Linked DNA regions of Homo sapiens: region 1 is linked to region 2. A link is a loop called in an ENCODE intact Hi-C map of the cell type or tissue named here. Cell type or tissue: CD14-positive monocyte. All regions are shown on one strand. Each heading gives the region's core, and the rest is flanking DNA. Links, peaks and the distances in the headings are about the cores only. Region 1 holds the start of LINC01484 (long intergenic non-protein coding RNA 1484). Region 2 has its middle 9.3 kb from the start of LINC01485.

What was found. Hi-C counts contacts between places; a loop is a spot of excess contacts. Peaks named below come from ENCODE experiments on the same cell type or tissue, not always from the same donor. Only the 100,000 strongest peaks of a DNase experiment are listed, where the experiment ranks them.
Region 1: it touches region 2 in a loop (1.9-fold over the local background); 3 of 110 quality-filtered maps call a loop at or near these places.

Annotation. Positions count from the first base shown.
Region 1 is chr5:173,736,022-173,751,553 of GRCh38, reverse strand. LINC01484 (long intergenic non-protein coding RNA 1484) reads left to right here and starts at 5,345. Exons shown (of 3, transcript NR_108027.1): 1 at 5,345-5,534. RefSeq lists enhancers at 7,223-7,392, 7,523-7,572, 14,259-14,418. In CD14-positive monocyte, for the core only: no CTCF peak of the experiment used is centred there; a DNase peak (open chromatin) is centred at 14,363.
Region 2 is chr5:173,795,977-173,804,428 of GRCh38, reverse strand. No RefSeq gene overlaps it. Among named protein-coding and RNA genes, the nearest start is that of LINC01485, 9.3 kb to the right of the region's middle. RefSeq lists an enhancer at 1,389-1,683. In CD14-positive monocyte, for the core only: no CTCF peak of the experiment used is centred there; a DNase peak (open chromatin) is centred at 1,568; H3K4me3 peaks cover 537 bases; H3K27ac peaks cover 1,797 bases.

The DNA.
Region 1 (15,532 bases), core at 13,008-15,507, 65 kb after region 2:
AAAATTAAAAGCTGGAAACGTCATGGAAAGTCTGTTCTTGAGCTGTTTCAGGGCAGTCCTGCTGACTCAAGGGGCTAGGGAGGGACGGAGAGTGGAGTCAAATTTTTGAGACTTATTTACAAGACCAGGGCCCACAGCCTGGACCGCAGTGATGTCAGTGCCACAGCCAACTGCACCACCTGCTCCACCAGAGGATCGGGGGCAGAACCAGCCAGGGGGTGGTGGTCCCTTCTTCAAGGCTGTGGGTTGACTGGCTGGTCACCGCAAGGTGCCCTTAGGTCAGGTTTCTTGCATAAAATGGGGATAACGTCTCCCCCTCAGACTCATTGTAAAGACAAATGCTACATGGGATGAAAGGGTTGCTAACCTCATCTGTGTTCTGGGCTGGGCTGAGTGTTTCTCACACGGTCACTCATTTGGTTCCCCGGTCCCCCCCAGGAGGGAGGAACCTTCACTTCCCCTTATTGCACAGATATAGAAACTGAGGCTTGGAAGGTGTAACCCACTCAAGGTCACACAACTACTAAGTGGAAGGAAGAATGGGGTCTTGGCCTCTGCCTGTCAGGATGCAGATGTCTGTGATGCTGTTCTGGACATGCCCAGTGGGTCCTCCGTGAGTGGCCTCCACAACCAGCAGAGAGTCATAGAGCAAGGCAGGTAGAACAGCTAGCTCTGCTCCCCCGAGATGGAAAGGAAGGCCACCTCAAGGCAGCTTCTAGGACCTAGACTGTTTCAGTGACAGTAGATCATGCTCTCTAACACCTCTGCATGGGATGGGAGGGCTGGGGGAATGGAAGGGCAGGTTTCGTGCCTCCTGTGCTAGCTTGCTCCAGCTGCCACGACAAAATACCACAGTCTGGGATGCTTAAACCACAGACATCTATTGCCTCCTAGTTCCGGAGACTAGAAACCCAAGATCAAGATGTCAGCAGGGTTGGTTTCTCTTGAGGCCTCTCTCCTTGGTGTGCCGATGCCATCTTCATTCACTTGGTCTTCCCTCTGTGTGTGTCTGTGTCCTAATTTCCTCTTCTTGTAAGGACACCATTCATACCAGAGGAGGGCACACCCTAATGGCTCCATTTAACTTCTTACCCTCTTTCTTTCTGCCTGGGTGCCGTGGCTCGTGCCTGTAATCCCAGCACTTTGGGACACCAAGGTGGGTGGATTACTTGAGGCCAGGAGTTCAAGACAAGCCTGGCCAACATGGTGAAACCCCATTTCTACTAAAAATTACAAAAAAAAAAAAAAAATAGCTGGGTGTGGTGGTGCCCACCTGTAATCCCAGCTACTCAGGAGGCTGAGCATGAGAATCACTTGAACCTGGAAGGCAGAGGTTGCAGTGAGCTGAGATGGTGCCACTGCACTCCAGACTGAGTGACAGAGCGAGACTTTGTCTAAAAAAAAAAAAAATGCTCTCTGTAAATGTGGTCACATTTTGAGGTACTAGGGGTAGGACATCAACATATGAATTTGAGGCCAGGGGGACCCAGTTCAGCCATGACACCTCCCTTTACTGTGAGGGGTCAACGTGCCTTTCTGGGTCCACCCACTGTGGCCTATGGAATCTTTCACAGCCTCTCAGCAGCACAGTCCTCGGAGCCACAGCCTGGCCTCCTTGGGTCTCCGGCCAGAGAAGGCTCTGCTCAAGTGTCATCTCCTCAAAGAGGCCTTCACTGACCATCCTGTCTAAACAAGAGCTCCCCTCCCCTAGCCACACAAATTCTCTTCACAGCCTCTATCATCGCCTGGACTTGGGTGTGTTATTTGCTGGCTTACATATTATCCCTCTCCCTACTAAAATGTTAGCTCCCTGAAGACAGAAATTTTATTTTGTCCTAGCTGTACTCCCAGCATTGAAAAAGTCACCGGAGCCATGGGTTGGAGGGAAGGGGCGGGAAGCGGGGAGGGCTGAATAGGTGGATCACAGGGAATAGTGGCATCATGCATATCACGATGCCTTTGTGCAAAGCCATAGAATGTACAACACAAAAAGGGAACCGTAATGTAAACTAGAGGCTTTAGTTAATAAAAATGTATCAGTATTGGCTCATCAGTTGTAACAAATATAGCACACCCATGCAAGATGTTAATAACAGGTGGTAACGGGATTGGGGGGCTTTGGAAGTAGATGAGAACTCTGTATTTTCCACTCATTTTTCTATAAACCTCAAACTGCTAAAAAAAAAAATGAAGTCTACTAATTTCTTCTTTTTTTTTTTTTTGAGATGGAGTCTTGCTCTGTCACCCAGGCTGGAGTGCAGTGGCACAATCTCTGCTCACTGCAAGCTCCACCTCCCGGGTTCATGCCATTCTCCTGCCTCAGCCTCCCGAGTAGCTGGGACTACAGGCGCCCGCCATCATGCCCAGCTAATTTTTGTATTTTTAGTAGAGACAGGGTTTCACCGTGTTAGCCAGGATGGTCTCGATCTCCTGACCTGGTGATCCGCCCGCCTCAGCCTCCCAAAGTGCTGGGATTACAGGCGTGAGCCACCGTGCCCGGCCGAAGTCTACTAATTTCTTAAACAGCACGTAGTACATAGTAGGTACACAGTAAATATTTGCTGATGACTGAAGGATTCAAATCATCAGCCTCAATTTATGGAGGTTTATGCCATGCCCCACATGGTACTGCAAAAAACCCAAGTGAGGTACAAGGCATAGACCCTCCAAAGAGTGACAGAACTCACAGGAAAAAAACACAAGGTCAATGGCAATTAGGTCAATGATAATTAAAACACAAGGTCAGTGGTAAACACAATGTGAGTGGTGATTAATTCATTCTGAGGCTCCTGTAAATTGCCTGCAGGGAGGCTGTGCTACTGGCCACCTGCAGACAGTACCCCAGCCCCCACCTGAGGCTGTGGGAATGCCTTGTAGTCAACAAAGCGAGAGTGACCCCCAACCACTGAGGATTGCCTGGGTAGGGTATTCCATGGCGTGAGCCACATGACTTCTCAGAGGTCCCCAGCAGGCTGGAGCCCAGCTAGCCTTGGCAATTACCTGTCCATCACACACCATCCCATGGTTTTACTCTGTTCCCTGTGTCACTTCCCTAGTCTCTCACCAAGATGCCTGGGGTCACCTTCCAAATAAAAACCTTGCCCCAAATCATTGTCTCAGTGTCTGCTTCCTGAGGGACCTAAACTAAAACACTACCCACTGTAAAAGGCGGTACAGAGAAGGCTCTCCATAAGGGGTAATCACTGTTATCATGTTACTAATAGCAACAGTAATAACGAGCATCATAATGATGAAATAACTGAGACCCCAAGAGGGAGGGTCTCTTGCCCTAGTTCACTTCAGAAGGTAGATGGCATAGGGGTTTCTAATCTAGTCTGTCTGACTTCAACATCTGTGAGATCCCACACACCCACACACCTATGCACTCTGAGTTGAAATGCCTGCTGCAGATTCCCAGGGCTCCCAAGGAGCTGCTCTTGGGGGTTAGATGATAAGGATGGCTGGAGTAATCCCAGAGAGCTTCCTGGAGGAGTTGGCATGGAGTCTCAAGAGAAGAACACAGATTCTGGAGTCAGGCTCAGATTTGTGATTGGGTTCTATGTCCCTGAGCAAGTCACTTTAACTACTTGGAGCCTCAGTAATCCCATTGGAAATGGGAATAATGGGGCCCAGCTCACACAATTGTTATGAAGAGTAAATGTATTGGTGAAGAGAACAGGTTTTAGACTGAGAGAGCTCTGAGTTGGGATCCCGGTACTGTCACTGACAAGCTTAGAAAAGTCTTTTTTTTTTTTTTTTTTTTTTGAGATGGACTCTCACTCTCTCGCCCAGGCTGGAGCACAGCGGCACGATCTCGGCTCACTACAAGCTCTGCCTCCTGGGTTCACACCATTCTCCTGCCTCAGCCTCCCAAGAAGCTGGGACTACAGGCGCCCGCCACCACGCTGGGCTAATTTTTTGTATTTTTAGTAGAGACAAGGTTTCACCATGTTGACCAGGATGGTCTCAATCTCCTGACCTGGTGATCCGCCTGCCTCGGCCTCCCAAAGTGCTGGGATTACAGGCATTAGCCACCGCACCCCGCCTAGAAAATACTCTTAATCACTCTAAGCCAAAGTTCTTTCATTTGTAAAATGGAAATAATATTAGTTCCTACCAGTAGAATTATAGTGAGAATTAAATAAGATAGCACATGTAAATCCCTTAACATGGTGTATGAAATACAGTCAATGCTCACTAAATGTTTGGTACTTTTCATCAAGATGTTAGCGGCAATGGAGTAAATTGTACAAACTATTTTGGATATAATGTGGCACATCAAATTAAAACTGAACACACCTATGGCCCAGTGATTCCACTTTTAGGGGTTTATCCTATGGATATATCAAGATACATGTGTGAGAATGCTGACTGGAATACTGTTTGTAACAGCAAAACACTGGAAACAACTCAACTGCCTCAGTAGTGAGGGAACTGGTTACATCAATGGCAGCAATACCCACAAAGAAATGCCACGTAGTTGTCAAAGGAGAAATGCAGATTCATGAGTGGGATGTACAGAAAGATGTCCAAGGTATACTGATAAGTAAAAAGGCAAGTGATAAAAGAGGTGTATATATTAACCTGTCTCTTTAAAACTTTTTTTTTGAGACAAGCTCTCACTCTGTCACCCAGGCTGGAGTGCAGTAGCTCAGTCACAGTTCACTGCAACCTCCTCCTCCCAGGCTCAAGTCATCCTCCCAAGCAGCTGGGACTACAGGTGTCTACCACCACACTTTACTAGTTTTTTGTATTTTTAGTAGAGATAGGGTTTCACCATGTTGCTGAGGCGGGTCTCAAACTCCTGGGCTCAAAGAGATCCTGTAATCCCACAGTGCTGGGATTACAGGGGTGAGCCACTGAGCCTGGCCTTGTCTTTTTGTTGTCGTTGTTTGGTTTTGTTTTTTAAAGGCATACACATGTGCTTAGAAGTATTCTAAAAATATTCTCAAGGAAGTGTGAACCCAAAGTATCTGAGACAGTCTTAATCAGTTTAGAAAGTTTACTTTGCCAAGGTTAAGGACGCACCCATGACATAGCCTCAGGAGGTCCTGAGGCCAAAAATTGTTTGGCCCCAAGGTAGTTGAGATACAGCTTGCTTTTATATGTTTTAGGAAGACATGAAACATCAATCAATATGTGTAAGATGTACATTGGTTTGGTCCAGAAAGGTGGAGGGGGTGGTTTCCAGGTCATAGGTAGACAAGAGACAAATAGTCGCATTCTTTTGAGTCTTTAATCAGCCTTTCACTGAATACACAATTTACATGCGGTGGTGGGGGGCGGGGGCGTAGAAGAATAGTCACTTATGCCTTAGTCTGGCTCAGTGAATCAGCATTTTTACATAAACAATAGGGCAGAGGAAGCAATCGGATAGGCATTTGCTTCAGGTGAGCAGAGGGATGACTTTCTGTCCCACATCTGTGAAGATCAGCTGTTGGTTTACATTGCCAGGGTGAAATTCAACAGAACTAATTTAGGGTGAAGATCTTGAGGCCCACAAGGAATTTCCTTGTGGGAAAATTGTGAGGAAGGTAAGTAGCTTTTAAAAATCTTTGTAGCTATCTTCTTCAGGAAGGAAATGGGTGGTGGGTTTGCCCAACATGGTTTCCAGCTTGACTTTTCCCTTTGGCCTAGTGATTTTGGGGTCCCAAGATTTATTTCCCTTTCACAAAATGATTAACAGTGATTATTCTAGAGCAGTGGTTTTGCAGGGGCGATTTTTGCCTCCTACGGGACATTTGGCAATGTCTGGAGTCATTTTCTTGGTTGTCACGGGGCGGGGAGGGGGGTGCCACTGGCATTGAGTGGCTAGAGGCCAGGAATGCTTCTAAACATTCTACAGTGCACAGGTCAGCCCACGACAAAAAAAAGAAAAAAGTTTGGCCCAAGATGTCAATAGTGCTGAGGCTGAGGAATCGCTGAGAGGTTTAAGAGGTTGAGCGCTCTCAAATGTGGGGAAGAAGACTTATTTTTCATATAATGCTTCTCTGATGCTTGCATTACATTAATAGCAACAGCTACAAAATCTGCCCACTCTTAGCTATGAGCTAATGCGTGTAAGATGCCAGCATATAGTAGGTGCTCACAAGGTGTTCCTTTCTTGCTGCGCTCTGGCTTTCACATCTGCAGAAATGGGTGTGCCAACACCTGCTCTGGGGGTGGCTGCAAGGCTCATTTTAGGCTACAGTTCAGGCCCTGACCACCTGGCTCTGGGTGCAGCTGTTAAAAGCGTCACCAACCTGCCCGGGGGCAGCTTCCCATATCCCTTCCTCTGCCACTGGTTATTCTGCTGAAGTTCAAGGGCCCCCAGCTGCTTCTCAAAGCAGGAACACTTCTGCAAAACACATCCTGAATTTGAATAGCCATGTTGCTGTGTCTCTGACAGACAGGGCTGCCAGATAAAATTCAGGACATCCAGTTAAATGTCTCATGCAATATTTGGTATATACTTATACTAAAGAATTATTCATTATCTGGAATTCAAATTAAATTGAATCCATATGTATATAGCTGTTGTTGTTGCTGTTTTAATCTGGCAGCTCTACTGTCCAAGCAAGGTAGAGATGAACTGTGTGCTCTTTTCCAAGGAGCTAATCTCATCAGATAGAGATTTTGCTTTTGTTCCATCAAAAGTCTTGCTCACTTACCAAGGGAGCTTGGATCCTGCTGGGAGACTAAGATGGTCACTGCCTCTGACAATTTCGTAAAAATCTCAGGCTCCTGGGGCTTATTCAGGCAAGTTGGGAGGGACGTTTCTGAAACACGTTTGGCCCGGTCATTACGGAGGAGGAGGGATTGAGAGCAGAAAGCAGAAGCGAATGGAATTCAGGCCTCAGGATGCCTCCCCGGCATAGGCCCCATCAGAAGCCCTATTGTATGTTTGTAAGTTCAGAGGCTCCTTCTTAAAGAGGCGCTACACACTGTATGAGCCCCAGGGTCCACCAAGTCTGGGGTCTGGTCCTGGCTGAGAGGGCAGTGCACTGAAGCTGTTTATCCAGTACCTGCTACGTGCCCAGCCATGAGCACACTCCTGGGCCAGCATCCTGGGCTAGGGCTCACTGTGGGTATTCTACAAAGGGGGAAACCAAGGCTCGGAGTGGTGGAGTAACTCCCCCAATGCCACCCAGCTGGGAAGTGGCAGAAAAAAAAAAAAAAAGGATTTGAACCTGGGTTGAGTTTCCTCTTTGCTGGGAACAGCACCTCAGGGCCCTGGTTCCTTGGGGCCGGTTGAAAGGAGAGAGTTGCCTCCCTGAGGGTCTCTGCTGGGTGTAAGCACTGCAGGAAGGGGCTGTCTCCTTAGGGGAAGTTAGGGCCCTAGCCAGGGCCAGAGCAGGAGTAGGTTCTGGGAGGACAACTGAAAGTTTCAGAATTATGCTCAACATCTAAAAATATCAAGCACCGATTTCATGGCAGGCAAAGTTGCTAAGAGACTTCACAAGCATCATCTCATTTAACCTCCCGGCAACCTTGTGACAGTTTGATCATGTGCTGCGTTTTGCAGATGAGAGAACTGAGGCCCAAAGAAATGCTGCATGTACCCAAAAGCACCCGGTGGGTAAGGAGAACAAGGATTTGAAGCCAGGCCTTCTGAGAGAGGGGAGGCAGGAGAGAGGCAGCACTGGACTCCCACGCGGGGCAGTTCGGGGACTGTTGGATTAGTCTCCTGTTACTGCTGTAAAAGATTACTATAAGCTTAGTGGCTGAAAACAACACAAATTTATTACCTTCCAGTTCTGAAGGTCAGAAGTCCAAAATAGGTCTCACTGGGCTAAAACCAGTGTGTCAGCAGGATTGCATTCCTCCTGGAGGCTTTAGGGGAGAAGCCATAGCTTTGTTTTTCCCAGTTTCTAGAAGCCACCTATATACCCTGGTTCACGACCCTTCCCTCCACTCCAAAGCCAGCAGCATAACATCTTCCAGACTCTCTCTGACTCACTTTCGGCCTCCCGTCTCCATTTTTTAAGGACCCTAGCGATTACCCTGGGCTCAGCCAAATAATGCAGAATAATCTCTCCATCATGAGATCCTTGACTTCATATCTTAAAGTCTCTTTTGCTATGTAAGGCAACATAGTCACAGATTGTGTGGATTGGGACATGGATGGCTTTGGAGGGGCCATTGTTCTGGCTATCACAGTGCTGCCTTGGCCTTCGTTGGGCTTTGCCTCTGTTCTGGGAGTGAGGGGTGAAGTCATAGAGCTGGAGGAGGGGGTAGGAATGGGGCTGGGCTGGTGGTTGAAGAGCGGCAGTGAAACAATGATCCTTGATGTGGGACCACGGGCATGGGGGTCACAGGATGGCCTCCCTGAGACGTCTCCAGCCAAGAATCTGAGGAGAACACTCTGGGCACTGCCATATTCCAAGGGGCATGGAACCATGCCAGGGGCCACATGGCTGGGCTCAGCACCTCTCAGAACTGTCGCCCAGGTCTGCATCATTGGGTGGGACTAGGGAGGGACTCAGACAGAAGGACATGTGGAGTGGCCCAGCGGTTCACAGCCAGTTATGCTAGAATAGTATAACCCTTTCACCCAGAAGTTCTATTCCTATGAGTTTATCCTGCAAATAGATCTACCCCTGCATGAAGTGATATATGCAAACTTAATTACAAGATTATTTATAAATTAGAAATAACCTAACTGTCCATCAGTAGGGGACTATCCTGGTGGTACAATCATAGAGTGGAGTTCTACGTTGTCATCAAGAAGGCTCTTTACATATCACCATGAAAAAAATCTCAGAGAAAAATACGGATCAGGATACTATGTTGAGCATGCTACAATTAGTGCAAAACTGGACAAAAGGAAGAATGTATTATATATAAAATTTATATTTGCATAAAACATCACTGCAAGATGACGCATGAAACTGAAAGCATTGGCTGCCTTGAGGGAGGAGGAGGAGTGTGTGCCTGAGAGACAGGGTGGAAGGGAGGTTTGTCATGATTGACTCGTTTCACTTTTCAAATGTGGAACAATATGAGTATGTTCCCTACTAATAAATGAATGGTTAAAGTGTTTTAAAGAATCCTTTGAAATCATATGTTCAAAGAAATACTCAATTGTCTAAGTTGGAAGAAACTGTGAGCCAAGCTACCCCTGAGTGATGGTCTTGAGCATGAGTTCTGCCCGTGACCCTCTTTAAGAGCCAGGGAATTTTTCCTTTTTTTAATTTTTTTTATTTTTTTTGAGACATGGTCTTGCTCTGTTGCCCAATGGAGCAAGCTCTGTTGCAGTGGAGTGGTGCAATCACAGCTCACTGCATCCTTGACCTCCTGGGCTCAAGCCATCCTCCCACCTCAGCTTCCTGAGTAGTTGGGACCACAGGCACGGGGCACCACACCTGGCTAATTAAGGGCCAGGGAATCTTGTTGCCCAACATAGTCACTTCCCTCCCACCATTCCCCACTCCTACACCCAGGGCCAGACAGCTGAGCATGTGGCGGTGCCCCGGTTCACCTTGTTAGTATTCCTCCAGACTTTGGCACACAATGATCCATCTATCTGGGGTACCCTCCCACCTGCTTCTTGCACTGCTTTCAGCAATGGCCATGCTCTCCTTGTCTGCCTGAGCACGCAGCTGAATTGCATCTTCTAGGCTCCCTTGCAGTTAGGTGTGGTCAAAAGTTAGGGCTTTTAGGAGGTCACTGAGGTTAAATAAGGTCATAAGGGTGGGGCTTTAATGCAGTACAAGTTGTGGCTTTATAAGAAGAGGAAGATCTCCCTCTCCCTCTCCCTCTCCCCTTCTCCCTCCCCCTCCTCCTCCTCCTCCCCTTCCTCCTCCTCCTCCCCCTCTCCCCCTCTCCCCCTGTCCCCCTATCCCCCTGTCCCCCTGTCCCCCTGTCCCCCTGTCCCCCTGTCTCCCTGTCTCCCTCTCCCTCCCTCTCTCTCAGCATTATTTTTATTTTCATTACCATCATCATGTTTATTGGCTTAGTATATATTTTTTGGCCACCCAACATCCCTCCTGTTCCTTCCCTTTCCCCAGGAGAAGCTGATCCAGGTATCCATTCTCTCTTCCTCCATGCTGCCCTGGGCCCTGGGGAAGCTGATTTTTCCACCTTAGCTCAAGCAGTGCCTTCGGTTAGTCAAGGGTCCTTCCCACCCCTGCAGCAGTGATTGGGTCTGTCTCCTTGTTGCCTCTTCCTGGTTCCTCCTCATTCCCTGACTCTGCAGGTCGCAGAGTCTGGCAGTGCTCAGTCTCTGACCTCTTTGCTTCTGTAGCTGTATTCTCTCCCCAGGCCGTCACTGCCAGATCCTTCGATTTAAATCCCATCCTTATCAGAGGTTCTCAACTCTGGCTGTACGATGGAACCACTTGGTGAGCTTGTAAAATTCTCAGTGCCCCACTGCACCCCACCGGTTCTATCAGACTCTGAGGACTCAAGCATCCACAGTTTTGAAAGCTCCCCCGTGAATCCACAGAAGCCAGGCTTGGGAAGTGCCGCTGGAGGCAGGGGCAGAAGACCTGGAGGTCAGGAGGACCTCGGTTTGGGTAGCGGCAGTGGATGTGTGAGCAGCCGTGCTTTCTGGGTATGTTTGAAGGTAGGGTGAGCATGGTCTTCTAAAGAATCAGATGTCAGGTGTTAAAGCAACAGAGGAACCGAGGATAACACTAAGGTTTTGGCCTGAGGAACTGGACAGAGGACACCACAGGAAGAGCAGGCTTGGGGAGGGGTCAGAAATCAGATTGAGGTTCAGTTAATTTGGAGACGATTATGATGATGATTTGACATCCAAATGGAGACCCTAAGTTGGAAGCCGACATCAAAATATGGACATCAAGGGAGAGTCACGAGTCGAGAGTCAGAGATAAGGATTTGGGAGTCCTCGGCACACAGACCCACGCCTCTCAACCTCATCTGCACATAGACTCTCCTGTGTCTTTTAAAAATCCTGATTCCCAGGCCCTATCCCTGACTGATGACATCAGAACCTCTGTGGGTGGGCCCCGGGCATCTGTATTTTCTAAAAGCTCTCCAGGTGATTCCACTGCGCAGCCAAGATTAAACACCTCTGTTTTAAAGCCTAAATGAGATTGGGACATTTCTCCATTCAAAATCCTCCATGGGCCTCCTATCTAAGTCGAAGTAGAGGCCGGGTGTGGTGGTTCACACCTGTAATCCCAGCACTTTGGGGGGCCAAGACGGACAGGTCACCTGAGGTCAGGAGTTTGAGACCAGCCTGGCCAACATGGTGAAACCCTGTCTCTACTAAAAATACAAAAATTAGCCGGGCAGGTAGCAGGCACCTGTAATCCCAGCTACTCAGGATGCTGAGGCACGAGAATCACTTGAACCTGGGAGGTGGAGGTTGCAGTGAGCTGAGACGGTGCTACTGCACTCCAGCCGGGGCGACAAGAGCAAAACTCCGTCTCAAAAAACAAAACAACTACAATAAACAAAGTAGAAGCCAGAATCCTCACCACAGACCTCAAGGGCCATAGCTCCTGCCCCCACTTACTCCCTGACCCGGCCTCAAGGGCCATAGCTCCTGCCCCCACTTACCTCCCTGACCCCTCTCCTACAGTATCCCCCTCCCTCATTCTGCTTTAGTCATCTGGCTTCCTTGTTGTTTGTGAAACATACCAAGCATACTTCTGCCTCAGGGCCTTTGCACTGCTGTTGCCACTGCCTGGAATGCCCTTCCCCTCGATGCCCTCATGACTGACTCCCTCACCTCCCTCGGTCTCTGCTTAGACCACTCTAGTTAACATGGCTACTTCCCCAACGTGCACTCGCCTTCTCCCTTCCCTGCTGTATTTTTCTCCCTAGCACTGATCACATCTAACAGTATTGCATATTTTACTCATTTGTTTTTTGTCTGTATCCTCCTGCTAGTTCTAATATGTCAATTTTTAGAACTTTCTTCTATTTTGTTCATAGCTATGCTGCCTATAGCAGGTACTTAATAAATATTTGTTGAAAGGAGAAATATGTTAACCCAGTCCTTGCCAATAAGAACCACAAGGGCTGACTTAGGAATGGGCACGAGACCCAATTTAGGCAACGGAGATGCAAGGGAGGCTGACTGGAGACTTCTAGGAAAGCCTGGAAGAGACGGTGTGTAGATGTGTAGCTGCAATGCCACAACCACTGCTGCCTTGTGGGGTGAGGGATTCGGGTCGGGGTCAGTGCTGGCGGCACCCCAGCAGGGTGGAACTGAAGGAGAGGGGACACCAGACTCGGCCAGTCCCCAGCTTACCACTTCTTTGTTGTTTATGCCAATCAGAGACTTTTTGCTTTTGTTTCTGTTTGTTTTCATTTTTAAGATTGTCTGGGAGGTGGTTGTAGCATTTTTTTTTTTTGAGACAGAGTCTTGCTCTGTCACCAAGATGGAGTGCAGTGGCGCAATCTCGGCTCACTGAACCTCCGCCTCCTGGGTTCAAGTGATTCTCCTGCCTCAGCCTCCCAAGTAGCTGGGACTACAGGCGCATGCAGCTAATGTGTGTGTGTGTGTGTTTGTGTTTTGTAGTTTTAGTAGAGACGGAATTTCACCAGGTTGGCCAGGATGGTCTCGATCTCTTGACCTCGTGATCCGCCCACCTCGGCCTCCCAAAGTGCTGGGATTACAGGCGTGAGCCAGCATGCCCGGCCAGTCATAGCCCTTTTAAACAAATTAAAACTCTCCAAGTATGACCTGACTTTTTCTCCGGACACAAAAAGGATTCCTTTCTGAGGGCAGCACTCCCTTTAGGGCTGCAGCTCTGGAAGCCAAAGCATCAAGGAGTGAGTCCCAGTTTTGCCATCAACTTGCAAGTCTGCTTCCCAAGGGAGGCCTCAGTTTCCCCGTTCTTGAAGGAGAAAAGCCTGAATGTCTCCTCCCAACTGGGAGAGTCTATGATGATCCCTGATGTTTTGGGATTCTGTTCCTTATTTCAGCTTCACACTGCTCACAGAGTAGGCAACAGGACCATGCTTGCCAAATGAACTATCTGACCAAGAAAACCAAATCAAAGTGGTCCCACCCTTCTCTCCAGCACACCATGACGGGATGTAGCTATAGCTCAGCGTAGGGTGGCAATGCAGGAGCAGTAAAGGGAGGTGTTGGAGGGGTCTCAACTGAAGAAGACACTGGATGGCCTGAGAGGGAGGTTGAAGGTGGCATCGCTTTTCATGTGAGTTCATTGCTCACTTAACAAGCACCTACCAGGTGCCCGCTGTGGTGGGCCAGCACCCTCAGCAGGTGCTGGAGCCATGGGCTCTGATGTTAGTGTTGAGTCCTTATGGAGTGCCAGCACTTTCTATGCATTGTCTCACTCCCTCTTCACAATATCCCCATGGGGTAGCTACCGATATAGTCTGTTTGGTACTAAGGAAATTGGGGCCCAGAGAGGGTAAGAAAAGTGCTCTGTCTACTGAGTGAGAAAGTGTCACAGCTGAGATTTGAACCCAGGTCATCAACTCCTGACTCCCGAGCCATGCTCTTAACTACTTCCCAATGGCTCCTGCTACAGGAATTTGACCCTGTCCATTCACTGGACATAGGCATGCCCAGTTTCTGGACATCGACTCTGGCCCTGTGCTGGCAACTGAGGGTACAGCCAAAAATTGGACCCTCCAGAGCCCATGGAGGGGCTCCAAGGTCTCAGCACAAGACCCAGCTGTCGAGATGCACGTGAGAAAACCCATAGCCTATTGGCCTGGTACCACACACAGAGGCCTGTTCCCACTTAGGTTCAGAGAGTTTGGCCCACTCATCCATCCATCCGTCCATCCATCCATCCATCCACTTACTTATTCATAGCTCACTCATTCACTTAACAAACATTCACTCAACCCCTGTGGCCCACTCTGTACTAGGCTCTGTGCTAAGACTTGGGGATAAACCTAACTAAGAGAGACCGGGTCATTGACTCACAACTGAGGGTATAAAGGAGAGTCAGGCAGTAAACACAGAAGAAGATGAGATGGTTCAGGGTGGGGTGAGTGCTGGGAGGTCAATAAAATCAGGCGGAGAAGTAGAGAGTGACTGAAGAGAGACCAGGAATGAGAGAGGCAATTTAGGTGGGGTGGTTAAAGGAGGTCCCTAAGGAGATGACTTACAATGTGGCCAGAATGAGGAGAAAGGGCCAGCCCAGGGGAGAAGCGAGCACAAAGCCTGCACGGTTCAGAAGAATTGGAGTGTGCTAGGAGGTGATAGAAGGCCTCTTTGGACTGGGAGCAAGTGGCCTCTGTGATGCTGGGGTGTGGTCAGGTCCAGACCTGCACACCCTGTATCTACAACTGATGCTCACTCCAGCAGCCAGTGCCTGGCTCCTTCCGCAGGGGCCTCTCTTGGAAACATTCCAGCTCATAGCCGTGACTGTGGTTGAGGCCCTTCCTTCTCCAGGGTGGGGCTGGCAGGTGTCACCAGTCTCTGCCGTCATGGGTCAAGGAGTGGGGCCTTCCTGAAAGGGCGTCAGCCGTGACTGACCTTAGCTTGGCCTCTACATTCTTCAGACCGTGGGTTTCTTCCCCCAGCCCCAGGGGTGGGGGCTTTCTGAAGCCTTCTGTGCTGCAGCAGAGAGAGGCTAAGAGACTGGCCTGAGGTCGCTCAGCAGGTCCGGGGGACAGATGGGTCTAGAATTCCTCCTTTTTTGTCTCCAGTTTCTTTCCATGATCCTCCATCCTAGGTGGTCTCTCTCTAGGCAGAATATAGCCTTCCTTATTCCTGAACGTTTAACCCAGCCTGGGCTTGAATAAAGCAATATGTGGGGAAAAGGGCACAGTTTCCTTGGACCTGTGCTTTTCTTATATCAGTGTTTAATGTTCCCTATAATCATCCATTTGTCCATTTATTTGTTTCCAGCAGTCATATATTCATTCAACTCAAGAATCACAAAACATCCACGCTGTGAATTACCAGGAAGAACAAGTAGAGGCCTTATCTTTCATGATCTCACAGCCTAGCCAAGGGCTCAGGGTACATCAAGGATTGCCGGTGCAGGGTGTGGGGGCAGGGCGGAGGGCAGTGGGAACAGTTACAATAGTTACCATGCAATGACTGGATTGCATCAAAAGCAAAAGCAAATTATGTTGGAGTACAGATGACAAAGTAACCAGCTGCTCGGGTAGTCAGGGAAGGCTTCACAGAGGAAGGGACATTTGAGCTGGGTCTTGGAGAATCAATAGGAGTTTGCTAAACAAATCATTCAGGATATTGATATTCTGGGTAGAGGGACCTGCATGGGCAAAAGCACAGCCAAATGCTGGAAAGGAAACAGGATGGAACCCGGCTAAAGAAGGTAACAGCTGGGCTGGGCGCGGTGGCTCACGCCTGTAATCCCAACACTTTGGGAGGCCGAGGCGGGCGGATCATGAGGTCAGGAGATCGAGACCACGGTGAAACCCCGTCTCTACTAAAAATACAAAAAATTAGCTGGGCGCAGTGGCGGGCGCCTGTAGTCCCAGCTACTCGGGAGGCTGAGGCAGGAGAATGGCGTGAACCCGGAAGGCGGAGCTTGCAGTGAGCGGAGATCGCACCACAGCACTCCCACCTGGGCGACAGAACGAGACTCCGTCTCAAAAAAAAAAAAAAAAAGAAGATAAC
Region 2 (8,452 bases), core at 422-2,921:
GGAGAGGTTGGGCATGGTGGCTCACACCTGTAATCCCAGCACTTTGGGATGCCTAGGCGGGCAGATCACCTGAGGTCAGGAGTTCCAGACCAGCAACATGACAAAACCTCATCTCTACTAAAAATACAAAAAAAAAAAAAAAAAAAAATTAGCTTGGCACGGTAGCATGTTCCTGTAATCCCAGCTACTCGGGAGGCTGAGGAACGAGAATTGCTTGAACCTGGGAGGCGAAGGTTGCAGTGAGCCGACATTGCACCACTGCACTCCAGCCTGGGTCACAGAGCAAGACTCCATCTTAAAAAAAAAAAATAGTAAAAAGAGTATACCGGAGAATGTGCCTAGGTTATAAGCAAATACCAAACCATTTTATATCAGGACTTGAGCATCCTTGAATTTTGGTATCTGAAAGAGAGTCTAGAACCAATATCCTACAGATCAATACCAAGGGATGACTATATACTGAAGTCTGGATTTTATTTATTTATTTATTTTGAGACAGGATCTCACTCTGTCACCCAGGCTGCAGTGCAGTGGTGTGATCTTGGCTAACTGCAGCTTCAACCCCCTGGGGCCCAAGTGATCCTGCCACCTCAGCCTCCCAAGTTGCTGGGACTATAGACACATGCCAACATGCTTGGCTAATATTTAATTTTTTGTGGAGATGGGGTCTCCCTATGTTACCCTGGCTGGTCTCAAACTCCTAGGCTCAAGCAATACTCCCTCCTAGCCCTCCCAAAGTGCTGGGATGACAGGTGTGAGCCACTGCACCTGGCCAAGTCTGGATTCTTAATCTGTCCACTATTAACACAACGATAGCCAAGGGAGGGGTGGTCCCACCTAAATAGAGCACCTCTGGCAGGAAACACAGACACCGAACAGGTAACTCCAGGAATTCTGAGTGCTATCCACAAAAATGAAGGTGTAGAGTCACCACAGACAGGAATGCCTACTGTGTGACTTGAAGGAGAAGAGAATGATGAAGAAGATCCAAACACTGCCCGCAAAATTCTCCCAGAGTATTAAATGGTAGCCAACCTCACTAATCAAAGGGACTTACAAGTTTAGATGGGAAGGTCTTATGATCTTAATGTGCCTGGGGCAGATGGAGTAAATATTTTAGATCTAGAATAGTAAAATAATGATGATGATAATGATGATAACTATCCTTTACTGAGAGTTTATCCTGAGCTGGATACAGTGTTAAAAGCTTAAGACGCATTATCCTGTTGAACCCTTACAATGACCTTGCAATGTAAGAACCGTTATTATCCTCCTTTTACAGATGGAGAAACTGAGACTGAGGGAGGTGAGCTCCTTCATTCAAGGCGTGCCGCTGGCATCAGAGTTGGGGTTGAGCCAGCTCTGCTGACCCTCAGGCCAATGCCCTTGGAAACCACCACCCTGCCCACCCTTGGCCCCTGCCCACAGACCCCTGCGCCAGTGTCTCCCATGGCAAGCTGAGTGAATGAGGCTTAGGTCCAAGGGGCAGCATGGGCCACGCCCCATTCCCCAACAGGGCAGAGCCTTTGCCATGCACAGCCACAGTGGATTTCAACACTCTGATTTCCTCATCTTCCTTTCCCAACGTGTGACCTGCTGATCCAACATGTGACCAGGCAGGGGCAAATGGGCTGAGATATGAGAAGGGGACAGGCCTCACCTCTTTCCTGGACTCCCACACTCACCTCCCCACAGCTCCCGTGGATTCCAGTGTCTTCCCTGGCAATCTCTGCTCCACAGCAGCTCGAGGGAGCTTGTATTTTATTTTATTTTTATTTTTATTTTTTTGAGACAGAGTCTCACTCTCTCTCTCAGGCTGGAGTGCAGTGGCGCGATCTCAGCTCACTGCAAGCTCCGCCTCCCGGGTTCAAGCGATTCTCCTGCCTCAGCCTCCCGAGTAGCTAGGATTACAGGCATGAGCCACCATACCCTGCTAATTTTTTAAATTTTAGTAGAGATGGGGTTTTGCCATGTTGGCCAGCCTGCTCTCGAACTCCTGGCCTCAAGTGATCCGCCTGCCTTGGCCTCCCAAAGTGCTGGGATTACAGGCGTGAGCCACCATGCCTGGCCTGAAGGAGCTTTTAAAAGTGTCAGTTTGATTATGTCACCCCGCAGCTACATTTTTTTGTAATTTGTCTGCTGCTTAGAATAAGAGTCACACTCCCTGCTCTGGCCTCGAGGCCCCACATGCAACTGCCTCCCCCCAACCTAGCTCTCCTGCCTGACCTCTCTCCACTCTGCTCCAATGTCCCTTCCCAATGAGGCCTTCCACAGCCATCTCAGGTGCATTCACTCACTCTCCATCTCCACCCAGTTACTCTCTAGCACATAACCTTTTTTTAAAAAAAGTCATTTTTTTAGCTGGGCACGGTGGCTCATGCCTGTAATCCCAGCACTTTGGGAGGCTGAGGCGGGTGGATCACAAGTTCAGGAGTTCGAGCCCAGCCTGGACAACATGGTGAAACCCCCATCTCTACTAAAAATACAAAATTAGCCAGGCATGGTGGCGGGCACCTGTAGTCCCAGCTACTCGGGAGGCTGAGGCAGAAGAATTGCTTGAACCCAGGAGGCAGAGGTTGCAGTGAGCCGAGATCATGCCACTGCACTCCAGCTTAAGCAACAAAGGGAGAACCCATCTCAAAAAAAAAAAAGTCATTTTTTTGGTGGTAAAGCATACATATATAAAATGTATCTTTTTAGCCACTTTTAAGTATATGCTTCAGTGGCAGTAAGTTCATTCCCATTGTTGTGTGACCATCACCACCATTTGTCTCCAGTCGTTTTATTCATGCCAAAGAGAAACTCTATACTCATTGAACAATAATTCTCCGGCCCCTGGTAACTTCTACTCTACTTTCTATCTCTGTGAATTTGACTACTCTGGGAATCTCATATAAGTGGAATTACACGGTTTGTGTCCTTTTGTCACTGGCTTATTTCCCTTAGCATAGTATCCTCAAAGTCCATGCATGTTGTAGCATGTGTCAGAATTTCCTTTCTTATTAAAGGTGAATGTAGATACCCACATTTTGTGCATCCATTCATCTGCTGATGAACAGGAAGGTTGTTTCCAACTTTGGGCTGTTGTGAATAGTGCTGTACGCAGCTGTGAACAAGTGTCGGGTGTTGCACAAGCTTTTGTATTGTGTCTCTAACACACCACTGCTTGAAATGATTTTGCTCATTGCTTTGTTTGCTGACTTGTTTTCTGTCTCCCTCCGGTCATCTCCTTGGATACAGGAGCCTTGCCTGTTTGGCATTCGATTGTCATCACAGGCCCATAACGGTGTCCTGCTTATGCTAGGTGCTCAACAAATATTTCCTTTTTTTTAATCGAGACAGAATCTCACTCTGTTGCCCAGGCTGGAATGCAGTGGTGCGATCTCGGCTCATTGCAACCTCTGTCTCTTGGGTTCAAGTGATTCTCCTGCCGTAGCCTCCTGAATAGCTGGGACTACAGGTGTGCACCACCATGCCCGGCTAAGTTTTGTATTTTTTGTAGCACTGGCATTTTGCCATGTTGACCAGGCTGGTCTTGAACTCCTGACCTCAGGTGATCCGTCCAGCTCGGCCTCCCAAAGTGCTGGGATTATAGGCATGAGCCACTGCACCCGGCCTCAATAAACATTTTTGAATGAAGGATGAATAACACTGCAGATGGCCCAGCCTGTTGGGCACAGGCCTAATCACCACTTCTAAGTGAGTACGTGTCTGAAACACTAAAATGCTCACAGGCATTCACAGGCAGCATTTTAAAAATTTCATTTATTTGTCAAATTTAATATAACATTTCCAAGAGTAACATGTACCCTGTGGTCCATGGAAACGAAAGGTGTGTGTGCAATCAACAAAACCACAGGGACTGAGAGAGCAAGGTTAAATGTAGGAATCCAAGGAGTATTCCACCGATCCGCCAGAGCGTGTCTGTGCTGCTTAAGTCAGATAAGGCGAAGGTTTGGAATGTCCTGAGACAAGGGAGTGGTATTCGCCTCCCTCATAAAAACTCACCACCATGTTTTGGGCACATGTTCTTTGCCAGTGTCTGATTATCTGGGACTGCTGTGAATAGGAAGATCGTTTCAGGGGAGAAAGCAGCCCCTTAAGCACCAATGAAACAACAGCATCATCATGCCCAAAACTCTTTCCTCAGCATAGCAGTGTCAGAAATAGCAGCCAGGACTCCTGCATTCAGCCTGCTTTGCCACCCTTGGTTGGGACTGGATGGGTGTTGCTTGTCCTTTTTGCTATTCATGGCTTCTTGCTTTTTCTGAGCCAACCAAGGTCCAATCTCCCGTATATCCTTTTCCTCGCATGTGTGTATGTGAAAGTGTGTGAGACAGAGTGCCTGTGTGTATGTATGAGTGTGTGAGTATGTGTGAGACTGTGAAGGGATGTGGGGTGGAAGGGTGTATAGAAGTGTATATATGGGCTGGGCGCGGTGGCTGACGCCTGTAATCCCAGCACTTTGGGAGGCTGAGGTGGGTGGATTATCTGAGGTCGGAAGTACGAGACCAGCCTGACCAACATGGAGAAACCCCGTCTCTACTAAAAATACAAAAAAATTAGCTGGACGTGGTGGCACATGCCTGTAATCCCAGCTACTTGGTGGGCTGAGGCGGGAGAATCGCTTGAACAGGGGAGGCGAGGTTGTGGTGAGCCAAGATCATGCCTTTGCACTCCAGCCTGGGCAAGAAGAGTGAAACTCTGTCTCAAAAATAAATAATTAGTTAATTAATTAATTAATTAAAAAATAAGTGTATATATGTACATGTGTGTGGATGTGTGTGTGTGTGTGTGTGTGTGTTTTAACTGCAGTGACATTGGATAAGTCACTTAAACTCTTTGAGCCTCTTTTTTGTTGTTCATAAAAACAGACAAATGAAAAAAGCTCCTCCCTGCCCGGGGATGTGTGAACTCAGTGGGTAACATCTGTGGGCATTCCACATGGTGCTGGGCACATGGCAAGTGTTAATAAATGATACCTGTCACTTTCAGACTCTCTATCACGCAATCTCCTGACCAAGAATCTAGCTGTCAGTCACCTCTTAAGCTACATAAACTACACTCTGCTTTTATTCAGCTGGGGGTAGAGTGCAAAGAGGGGATATTTGTTGAAGGAATGGAAGAGACAGTTTTCTATGCTGACAGCATATCAGAGTGGCACATTTTCTCACTTCACTTTGTGTTTTATGTCCATTTTCTCACTGGATCCTCACTTCAGCCCTGTGTAGTTGCTTTAGTGATAACCAGTTTACAGATGGGAAGCTTGAGGCTCAGAGAACAACAGATCACACATCCAGCAAGTAGCAGAGCAGGCATTTGACTCCAGACCTGGGCACTTCAAAGCCACCGTTCCCTCTACTCTCCAACACTGAAGGATGGCTCTGGAGTCAGCCAAAATGCCTGCTGGGGAGGTTGTGTGCCAGGCAGGGGACACAGGATAACCAAAGGCCAGGAGAAGAGAGAAATAATATGTATGTGATTCTGGAGCCCAAGGAGAATGTGAGGAGAGAAAGGGTGAGGCTTGAATTTAGGGTGAGGTTGAATTTTGCAGAGCCTTGAAGTCTGCATTGAGACGTTTAGGATTTATTTCAACAGAGAACCTAGACCAGATTTGAGTTTAAGCAAAGTGATTTTGACACATCCAATAAAAATGATCATAGAGCTACCCCCAAGGAAGAATCCTGGAGAAATAGCAGTGGCCTGGGCTGGGGCAGCTCTCGGAGAAGCTGGCTGGGAAAGCCACCACCCGCCAGGATCCTGCTGGAGCCTCATGCTGACCACCCGGCTCTAGGGCCCAGTTGCTCCCTCTCCATCTCTCACTGCTCGGAGCAAATGGATCTTGTGCTGCAGGCAATAACTTCAGGAACCCACTCAAATGTCAGTGGGGGATCTATGTTCCATGGCCACAGGGGCCTTCTGGAAAAGAGAGGTTTCCAGAAGCAGTGGGTACTGTGGCCAGTAGGAACACCCTAGCTGATTGCCATGATGACCAGTGGGGTGTTGCCTTTCCTTTCTGTGCTCCTATACTCCCTCTTCCTTCCTCCAGTACAAACTAGCCCCATGCTACTAGAAGGTACTCAATGACAGGCTGCCTCCTCTGGCTTTGAGTAAAAGCCTGAACTTGAGTTATTATGCTGCAGGGGAGGGAGAGAGCCAAGTGCCTTTGAGTGCAGTGAGACAGAGGGAGACTGACCAGGACTGGGTGGGGGTGGAAACTTCAGTGACCAATGGAAATGGCTGAGTGGCACATTTAATTCAGGGAGGCTAGACCCTGGCACAGCAGTACAATAGATGCCTACCTATAGGGGCCCCCACAGAAGGGATGAGGAGAAGATCAGCAGTAGCCAAGTCTGCAAGGTTGGACTGAAGACTGATTTCAGGTGGGAGCTTCACAGATGGTGCATTGCCCTGAAGAAGAGGGGTCCTGGGCCAGGCGCGGGTGGCTCACGCCTGTAATCCCACCACTTTGGGAGGCTCAGGAGGGGGATCACTTGAGCTCAGGAGTTCATGACCAGCTTGGCCGACATGGCGAAACCCTGTCTCTACTAAAAAATACAAAAATTAGCTGGGTGTGGTGGCACACACCTGTAGTCCCAAGCTACTCCACTTTGGATTTTATGTCCACTTTGTCACTGGATCCTCACAAGAGGCAACAGAATCCCTTGAACCTGGGAGGCAGAGGTTGCAGTGACCTGAGATGGCACCACTGCACCCAGCCTGGGTGGCAGAGTGAGACTCTGTCTCAAAAAAATATAAAATAAGAGAGGTCCCCCCCATCTCATCTCACAACTGAGATCAATTTTTCAGCTACCTCAGCAAGAACGTGGAGTCGGGGTCAGATTTAATTAGACCTCAAGGAAATAAAATAATGTAACATTTCTTATGCAGTCAAGTTTATGGAGTAGGATGCATATCCCAGGATCTTAATTAATAGGACACAGACATCGTCATAACAGTGAGGTCTTTATCAGGGACTATCTGGTTGCTAGAAATGACCTTTTACTAAGAAAAGTTTACATAAATGGGAACTAGCCATCAAGATTCAAAGCAATCTCACAACTGAGGCTGCAGAAAGTGGGCGGGGCTTCCAGAGAGCTAAAGTGTCCTCCCCATGTCTCGCTGGGGCTCCTGGGGTGCTGCCCTGCTTCTCTCCAATCACATGCTCCATCACTGTCTCTGCAGATCCACATTGTCTGTAGGTTTTTTCTTCTTCCTTTTCCAGAAGTTCAGCCCACCTGGGATTTTAATGTACAGGGCTCAGATCTGGTCCAGCCCTCAGCCACCTCTGGGGGAGGCAGGAAAGTCAAGTGATAAAGACCCAGGTCATATTCTGTCTATGGAACTTTGTTACTGCAGGTGCCAGTGGAGTAGCATTGCAGCCAAATTGCAGCAATGCAGACAAACTACATCCACATCCCTCCTTTCCCCACCGATCTATCCCGTGTGTCCATGTTGCTGAGAAGAGGCCCGTGCTGAAAACGTCAACCAACAGATGCTAACGGTAGATATAGGCTCAAAAGATCTCAGGGAATGTCCTTCCCAATATATAAAACCCATGTTCACTTCACGCCTTAAATTCTTTATCTGCTGTGTCAGTTCCAAGAAATGTTTTGTTTCAGAGTTAGTAGAACTTATTTGGAATTTCCTATTGGAATTTCAGTCCATGGTATATAGTATTTACATAAACAAAATAATATAGGTTCCTCTAGAGATACCTTACAATTATTTTTAGTATATACTATATATACTAAAAATGGAAATATTTAGCTTCTGGTATATTTTTAGTATATATAATATGTACTATACTCAACTATACTAAATATGTACATTAATATATACTAAGCTATACTAAAATATTCTAAAAGCTAAATATTTTGATTTTTACTTTAAACTTTTTTCTTGGAGAATTGGGATGCATCGTAACCAGCTACATGCCATAATCTGACAAACATGGTCCTTCATTAAACTTGATTTCCTCATCTATAAAATGGGTATACAAACAGAGCTTACTTTGCAGGGTTGATGTGAGAACGAAATAAAGCTCAGCAAACACTAGTCTTTCTTCTTCTTATAACCTTGCATCGAAGGGCTAACACTATCTAATTGATCCAGAGCCTGGATCTCTTGGTTTAAATTCTCCAAAGGATTCATCTGATTGGCTGTGAAGTGTGTCTCTCCAGGTTCAGGAATATTCCAGAGCCAGGTTGGAGGAGAAGGATCACGTGAAGCAAGCATGAGCGCACAAGCTAACCTTGCGGCTGGTGGGGAGGGTGATTGCTGAGAAGCCAGGATAGGCAGGACTGCCACGGCAGATGCAGAATTGACAATAAGAAGATTCTAGAGTCCTAGAGCTGGAAAGGCAATTGAGACCATCTGGCCCAGTCTCTCCAGTTTTCCATGTTTAGAAACCAAGGCTCTGAGAAACATAGTGACCTACTTGAGTATTGAC